Linked DNA regions of Homo sapiens: region 2 is linked to region 1. The links are chromatin loops, found by intact Hi-C in ENCODE. Cell type or tissue: CD14-positive monocyte. All regions are shown on one strand.

Evidence for each region. Hi-C counts contacts between places; a loop is a spot of excess contacts. Peaks named below come from ENCODE experiments on the same cell type or tissue, not always from the same donor. Only the 100,000 strongest peaks of a DNase experiment are listed, where the experiment ranks them.
Region 2: a loop joins it to region 1, with 1.9 times the contacts of the local background. A loop is called at or near these places in 5 of 110 quality-filtered maps.

The regions. Positions count from the first base shown.
Region 1 is chr16:4,008,888-4,012,887 of GRCh38, reverse strand. The region is part of intron 2 of ADCY9 (adenylate cyclase 9); the gene reads left to right. Among named protein-coding and RNA genes, the nearest start is that of TRIDDENT, 60 kb to the right of the region's middle. RefSeq lists enhancers at 500-1,144, 1,145-1,790. In CD14-positive monocyte, no CTCF peak of the experiment used is centred here; DNase peaks (open chromatin) are centred at 1,117 and 2,387; H3K4me3 peaks cover 1,830 bases; H3K27ac peaks cover 1,931 bases.
Region 2 is chr16:4,198,260-4,202,259 of GRCh38, reverse strand. All of the region lies in intron 3 of SRL (sarcalumenin), which reads left to right. Among named protein-coding and RNA genes, the nearest start is that of SRL, 42 kb to the left of the region's middle. In CD14-positive monocyte, a CTCF peak has its summit at 1,845 (motif pointing left); a DNase peak (open chromatin) is centred at 1,869; H3K27me3 peaks cover 228 bases.

The DNA.
Region 1 (4,000 bases):
AGAAAGAGACTGGGACAAATGAGGCCAGAAATGGGCCTCGCCCATCACTCTTTTCCAAAATGGGCTTTGTCAGTCACTCTTCCTATACTTGGGTCACCAAACCTGATCACCACTATGTGCAAAGTGCAGTTTTAGTTTTCAAAGAAGTGACACTATACTTAAGAATACTTAAGAACGTTAACTGCGTTAACCTCCACGCACACAGCCATAGACAAATTCCCCCGTCAGACAGGAGCCCATTAGGAAATGCCCACCCCTCTCTGTAGCCTTTGTAAAATTAAGCTGATAAAAGACATCGCTGTTGTTGAGGTTTAAAATCAATGGATAACCAGGAAAGAATATAAGAAATCATATTAATTATTCTCCTGTTTACACTACACTTAAATCATTTAGCTGTCTTTTTTTTTTTTTTGGACCTTCTGCTGCAAAAGAGCCATTCTAATGAACTTGGACCCCAGGGTCCATGTGTGTGGTTATTCATTAAATCATGTCGCCTGCAGAGTCTCCTGACTTAAGACTTTCGCTGGGCTTGAACTCAGTAACCTGTCCTGATGTATTTCTCAGGCGTTTGTGATTAGGCAGCTGGGCTCTGCCTTACCTGTCAGGGTGATAACCCTTCTGGTTCTGACAAAAGGTTTCACTTTAAATTTAGCTTTCCATATTGAAGCATAAATAAAAAGATAATTTACTTCCCGATTTTGCTCGTTGTGGACACGGAGGTGTGTTTGACCTTCGTAAAGCTAGTAGGATCATGTTATCACTATGGGTTGGTCATTCAGCGCTTCCTAAAGAAAAACTCAAGTCAGAAACAAATCAGGAGCAATTATTGATTTAACAGTTTTGCAAATGCTTTTGTATGTAGAAGGTGCATGAAAAAGATTCCAGTGATACGCAGATCAAACACTGCGTCGATAATCACAGCTAATGTCGAGTGCTTGCTGCGTGCGTGTTGATCATTTAAGCCTCACATGCGAGCTGTGTGGTAAGCCCTCCTCCTGCCCTCGCCTTAGAGATGAGGAAACTGAGAGGCAGCGATGAAGCAGCTCACTAGCCCTGCTCCTGTCCTCCCCTTAGAGATGAGGAAACTGAGAGGCAGCGATGAAACAGCTCACTAGCCCTGCTCCTGTCCTCCCCTTAGAGATGAGGAAACTGAGAGGCAGCGATGAAGCAGCTCACTAGCTCTGCTCCTGCCCTCCCCTTAGAGATGAGGAAACTGAGAGGCAGAGATGAAGCAGCTCACTTAGATCACGGGATTAGGGGGCGGACCTGGACCCGACTCCGAGGCCCCCTCCAGCAGCCAGGCCCTCGCCCATCACGCTTGGTTGCTTGTAATGGGAGCCTTGCCTCTCGCCAGCAGTTTGTGGGGAGTAGGTTTCCCGTTTCCACTGTTATTTCCTGACTCCCGTGCCTCCCAACTTCCCACCCGCTGTGGCTGGCATTTCCACCGGCTCCCTGGCTTGTCCTACGCCTCATGCCTCCTATGTGGCTCTTCTTTCTCCTCCCGCCCCCCTGCTGCCCGTGGCCCCAGAATGGAGGCTTCCCAGGATGGCCCACACAGTGCCCTGCACAGGTGCTGTGGCTCAGCCCTGGCCATTCCCTCCACACGTTCTCTGCTCCAGCCACACTGAGCTCCAAGCCATCCTTTAGCTATGCCTGCTGCAGGCCACCTCTGTAGAGGGCCTTTCATGACCTGTTCTAGTAACCCCCCTGCCTGGTGTCAGCCACCCCCGCCCCTGGCCTGGTTTGCTATTGCCGGGCTGACCTCGCCCCGTCTTTCAGTTCTCCGTGTGGAGGGTGCTGATCCGTCCGTCTCCATCTGCTTGTGAAGCAATAACAGAACAGCATAGGCTGGGTAATCTATACAGCACGGAAATTTCTGTCCTCATGCTTCAGGAGGCTGGGAAGTCCAAGATCAAGGCACCAGCAGGTTCAGGTGTCTGGGGAGGGCTGCATCTTCTGGAAGGGAGAAGGAAACTGGAGGGCAAGCGAGAGAGCCCCTTACAGCAAGCCCCTTTATGCAGGCGCCTGATCCCATCGCAGGGGAGGAGCCCTCCTGGCCTCGTCACCTCTTAAAGCCCTGCTTCCTTAAGACTCTCACTCCACAACGCCTGAACTTTGGAGGGGACACGTTCGAGCCACAGCCCCTTCCTTCCTGAGGCTTCTCAAGATGCCCCCTCCTGTGCTTCCTGGAGCACCCGTCCTTCCTTGTCCTGGGACTTGGCACGCCTGACCATAGTCATACCTGCTTGTCCTCTTGGCCCCTCTTCAGGTAATGGGCTCCACACAGGTCACGATCTCGGCCAAAATAGTCACACATCGTCCCTGCACCCATCAGTGTGTAGTAAACAGGAAGTGCTTAATAAATGTTTGATGAATTAAGAGTGACTCAGTAATCCCAGTACAAAAAAGCAACAGCAGACGTTGGAGATGTGCTTGAGGCACGTGCCCAGCTTGTGAGCAGAGGCCGCCGCTGCCACTCCGTGCTCCCCGTGGACTGCCGTGCTGAGCGCTGTGAATGTGCTGGCTGTCCCGTCGTGCTCCAGCTCTTCAGGCCTCCCTGCTCAGCCTCTCTCAGCTTCAGTTGCCACGCACTTCTAGGAGAGGCCATCTTGACTTTCTCTTGCAGTCCCGGAGCCACACAGGGAGCAGGTGCGCAGTCACCTGGGTGAGGGCCCCTTCCTGGGTTTCAGAGGCAGCCCAGTTCATGCTCCCAGGGCAGCCCTTGTGCATGGGGAGCCGTAGCCTCAGGCAGGGGCACCCTGAGCCAACAGCACCTTGCAGGGCCAGCCACAGACATAATGGAAAACCTCATCCTTCAGCCGCAACTTTTCCTACCTCCCATCAAAAAAATGTCCCTCCTCTCTCAGTATGTGGGGACTGCGGTCTCCAGAGTGGCCATCCACAGTCACACTGGCTGTCAGTGGCTCCTGTCACCACCCTGCCACCTGGTGACTTGTGGGCCACACTCAGGAGTCATGGGAAGGAGACCCTTAGAGCAGCCCCAGGACAGGCCTCCTTGCGTGTACTTCTTTGATGAAGGCGGGTATAAGCCCTGGCAGCTCATTGTCCTCTCTTGAGTCCACATAGGTTGCATTTTTTAACTCTGGCAAAGTGAAGTTACAAAGTCAGTCTGGTGTCGCCTGGGACAGGTCCGAGAAATTAGTATAAAGATGGCTTCACTCCTGCGTCGTATTCCAGTTCACGTTTCCATTTCAGTGTATACATGTTACAGTCGTGATTGATCCTGTGCATAAATTGGGATGTGGGTTTTTGTTGGAGAAAAAAATGCACAAAAGTTCAGGAGCTAAGTAAGAGTGAAAGATTTTCATTGGACCAGGTGTGGTGGCTCACACCTGCAATCCCAGCACTTTGGGAGGCCAAGATGGGCGGATCACTTGAGTCTAGGAGTTCGAGACCAGCCTGGCCAACACAGTGAGACCCCCATCTCAAAAAAGAAAGAAAGAAATAGTTGGACATAGTGGCGGACGTTTGTAGTCCCAGCTACTCAGGAGGCTGAGGCTATAGGAGGTGGGGGCTGTAGGGAGCCATGGTTGCACCACTGCGCTCCAGCCTGGGCAACAGAGCAAGACCCTATCTCTAAAGGAAAAACAAAACAAAACAAAACAAAACAAAACATGAAGAGTTTCTTGGGGCCAGTTGGCATCTAAAAATATCTAAGTCTTTTGATTCTCAGCTATGACCTGGCTACGTTCTAGGCTGTCTTTACGTGTTTCTAGGACTCTTGGCAAATTCTCAGAACAGTTGACTTAAAAAGATTAGCCACGTAGTATTTTTACAAGGAGAGAGGGAGGTGAAGTGATGAGATGGGGCCATACTTATAAAATGATTCGGGATTATTGATGAAGTAGTCCCTAGGTTTCTGATTAATTAATTTTAAAGCGCTGACCAAATATGTACCCAGCGTAAGAAGCCAGAGTCGATCAGTGTTGTAGACACGTCGCCTCTCGATGGCATCTTTCCATGCCACACCCTTCACGAC
Region 2 (4,000 bases), 190 kb before region 1:
GCCTTCCAAGCATTTCCTCTTCATGTGTGAGCACATAGATGGATGTTGTTTTTTGTTTTTACAAACATGGGATCCTGTTAGGTGAGCTGTGTGTGTGGAAACCTCCCTCCTTCCCTCTGACAGCTGTGTGCTCCTCCCCTGCGTGACCACGCCATGCTCTGGAAAACCAGCACCCTCCTGGTGGCTCACGCCTGTAATCTCAGTACTTTGGGAGGCAGAGGTGGGAGGATGGCTTGAGCCCAGGAGTTTGAGACCAGCCTGGGAAACATAGTCAGACCCCATCTCTACAAAAAATACAAAAATTAGGGGCGGGCGTGGTGGCTCACACCTGTAATACCAGCACTTTAGGAGGCCAAGGCGGGCAGATCATGAGGTCAGGAGTTCGAGACCAGCCCAGCCAACATGGTGAAACCCCGTTTCTATTAAAAATACAAAAATTAGCCCTGCCTAGTGGCTGGCGGCTGTAATCCTAGCTACTCAGGAGGGTGAGGCAACAGAATTGCTTGAACCCGGGAGGCAGAGGTTGCAGTGAGCTGAGATTGTGCCACTGCACTCCAGCCTGGGTAACAGAGCAAGACTCCATCTCAAAACAAACAAACAAACAAACAAACAAACAAACAAAACACACACACAAAAATTGGGCCCAGCGTGATGGCTCATAGCACTTTTAAAAACAATCCGATGGCCGGGCACAGTGGCTCACACCTATAGTCCCAGCAGTTTGGGAGGCTGAGGCGAGCAGATCCCTTGAGGCCAGGAGTTTGAGACCAGCCTGGCCAACATGGCAGAACCCTGCCTCTACTAAAAATCCAAAAATTGGCTGGGTGTGGTGGTGGGTGCCTATAATCCCAGCTACTGGGGAAGCTGAGGTACGAGAATCACTTGAACTGGGGAGGCAGAGGTTGCAGTGAGCCGAGATTGTGCCACTGCACTCCAGCCTGGGTGACAGAGTGAGACTCCATCTCAAAAAAAGAAAAAAATAGCTGGACATGGTGGCATGCGCCTGTGGTCCCAGCTACTCGGGAGGCTGAGGCAGGAGGATCATTTGAGCCTGGGAGGCAGAGATTGCAGTAAACTGAGATTGCACCACTGCACTCCAGCCTGGGCGACAGAGTGAGACCCTGTCTCAAAAAAAAAAAAAAATTGGAACCCTGGAATTAAACATTTTGCTAGTTGTTGCCATATTGTCTCCCATGATACCAATTTGTACTCACAATAACAGTAGATGAGAGTCCTTGTTTCCCAACAGCAATGCAATTTAAAAATGTTACTCATCTTTAAAAAATTTAGCAGTGGTATCTTATTGTTTTTTGAATGAGATTAGAAATCTTTCCCTGTGTTAATTGGGCTGTTTCTATATGATCTCATTTGATGCTCTGGATGGCTGTAAGTGGCCAGGGTGTAATAGGGTTTGTATTCTTCCTGCTCTACAGAGGGGAGCCTGAGGCCCAGAGACGTGCTGGGTTACCCAGGATCACACAGCTGGAAGCAGGGAATACCCTGTTCCACAGCTACCTGTACTATTTTTTGTAGCCTAGCAGCCAATTATCGCCCCCCTTTGTAGTGGATGCACAGCTATTGGTATGAGCTTGCAGAGCCTCCCGAAGGGTTTTTCTTTCTCTCTTGGCCCTAAGACCCGGAGTCTTGGCCCTCCTAGGAAACTTGTGTGTACAGCAGCAGGGCCAGGAGCTCCAGAGTCCCCAGGGCATGGCGCTCTGCAGGGAGGTCCCGCTTCCTTGCCCCTGCACTCACCTTTTGGGCTTGGTTCTTAACTCCTAGTCTCTGGCCAGCTTCCTTGTAACCTCTCCCAGGCTCACCTCCCACCTCCTGTATAGGCCAGCGGTGCCCCCTGCTGTGAGGAGCCGAAACCACAGCACCAGGAAAGGGCCCTGTTTGTGGTTTGTCTCGGAGAACCGGAACATCTAGGGCTCTCCTTGGTGTCGCCTGGGCCGGTGTTAAGATACTGTGACATCTCTGTGGCTGTAACTGGGGATTCCTGCCACCCTCTCAGCCTCCTTATCCCTTCCTGGCCCCCAGCCAGGGCTTGACTTCCACAGAGATGTGAGTGTCTCCTGTGTATTCACAGACAGGGAGGGATGGGGCAGGGCCATGGTGTTGCTTTCAGGCAACGTACATGTGCCTGCCATGTATAAGACACCACCTGGTTAGGACTGAGCTTTAGCCTCGGAGAAGGAAGACCAGAGCATCCGAAGGCAAGATACAGAAGAGGAAGCATATGGCAACGCTCTCTGTAAAAAGATGGGGCCGGGTGTGGGGGCTCACGCCTGTAATCCCAGCACTTTGGGAAGCCGAGGCAGGTGGATCACTTGAGGTCAAGAGTTCGAGACCAGCCTGGGCAACATGGTAAAACCCCATCTCTACTAAAAATACAAAAATTAGCCAGGCGTGGTGGCACGCACCTGTAGTCCCAGCTGCTTGGGAGGCTGAGGCAGGAGAATGGCTTGAACCCAGGAGGCAGAGGCTGCAGTGAGCTGAGATTGTGCCACTGCACTCTAGCCTGGGGAACAGAGCAAGACTCTGTCTCAAAAAAAAAAAAAAAAAAAAAGGAAAAGAAAAGAAGATGGGGAGGGGCTGGGTGCCGGGCTCATGCCTGCAATAGAAGCACTTTGGGAGGCCAAGGTGGGTGGATCTCTTGAGCCCAGGAGTTGGAGACCAGCCTAGGCAACATGGCAAGACCCCATCTCTACTCTAAATACAAAAATGAGCTGGGCTTGGTGGTACATGCCTGTGGTCTCAGCTACTCAGGAGGCTGAGGTGGGAGGATCGCTTGAGCCTGGGAGGTTGAGGCTATATGAGCTATGATCACACCACTGCACTGTGGTTTGGGCGACAGAGTGAGACACTGTCTCAAAAAAAAAAAAAAAAAAAAAAAAAGATGGGGAATATGTTAGCTACAAATATTGCTTATATATGCATTAAAATGTCTAAAATAACATGTAAGAAGTCAGCAGTGGTTACCTATTCCAGGGGGTGTCAGGGCTGAGGCAGACTGGGATGGAGATGGGAGACTTTTCACTGTTTACCTTTTTATATTCCTGATCTTTGAACCAAGAAATTAAATAAATTAAAATCATGATAAATAAATGAAACAAAAGGGGAGTGCCTAGTGTTTTTAGGGTGGCCTGCTGGCCTCAGGGAGACGAGTCTGGAGAACTTCAGTGCTGAGTTATGCAGGACTGGCCCTCTGTGCTGTAGTCCAGAGAAGAGCTGGAAGAGCTGAGGCCTGAAAATCTGCAATAAGACTGACCACACCCCACGTTGAAAGCCTCTCCCCTTCCCTCCCTGTCCACTGGATTTGAAAGCACGAGAGCATTCTATTTTTCCTCTTAGGGACCCACCTGGAGTGGCCCTTGCAGGGTCATCTCCCCAACATGGCCTTCGGAAGGACATTGGATGCAGGACCCAAGAATTGCCAGTTCATTGTTTGGTTTTGGGCACTGGCAAATTTGTCATGGACTTTAGAGGCTAGTGTTTGAGAGTGGCCCTAGAAGAGGGTAAGTGCAATGGTTCATAGCTGTAATCCCAGCATTTTGGGGAGCCAAGTGAGAAGATTGCTTGAGCCCAGAAGTTTGAGACCAGCCTGAGCAACGTTGCAAGACCCCATCTCTACAAAAAAAAATTTTTAAATTTGCTGGGCATAGTGGTGCATGCCTGTAGTCCTAGCTACTACTTGGGAGGCTGAAGTGGGAGGATTGCTTGAGCCCAGTAATTGTAGTGGGGCACAATTGCACCACTGCATTTCAGCCTGGGCAACGGAGACCCTGATTCTAAACAAAAGAGGGCAGAAAGAGAGAGAGAGACACTGGCCTCAGAGTCCAGGATTAGGCTGTATTGGGAATTTGGGGAGCCCCAGGCTGGAGGAGAGGAGAGCTGCAGAGGCTGGAGACAGGAAGGGTCTGAGTCCAGACCACCCAAGATTATACAAGCTGCTCCACATCCATCCTCCATTCTCAACCCAGATTCTCTCCATGTGGAAGCT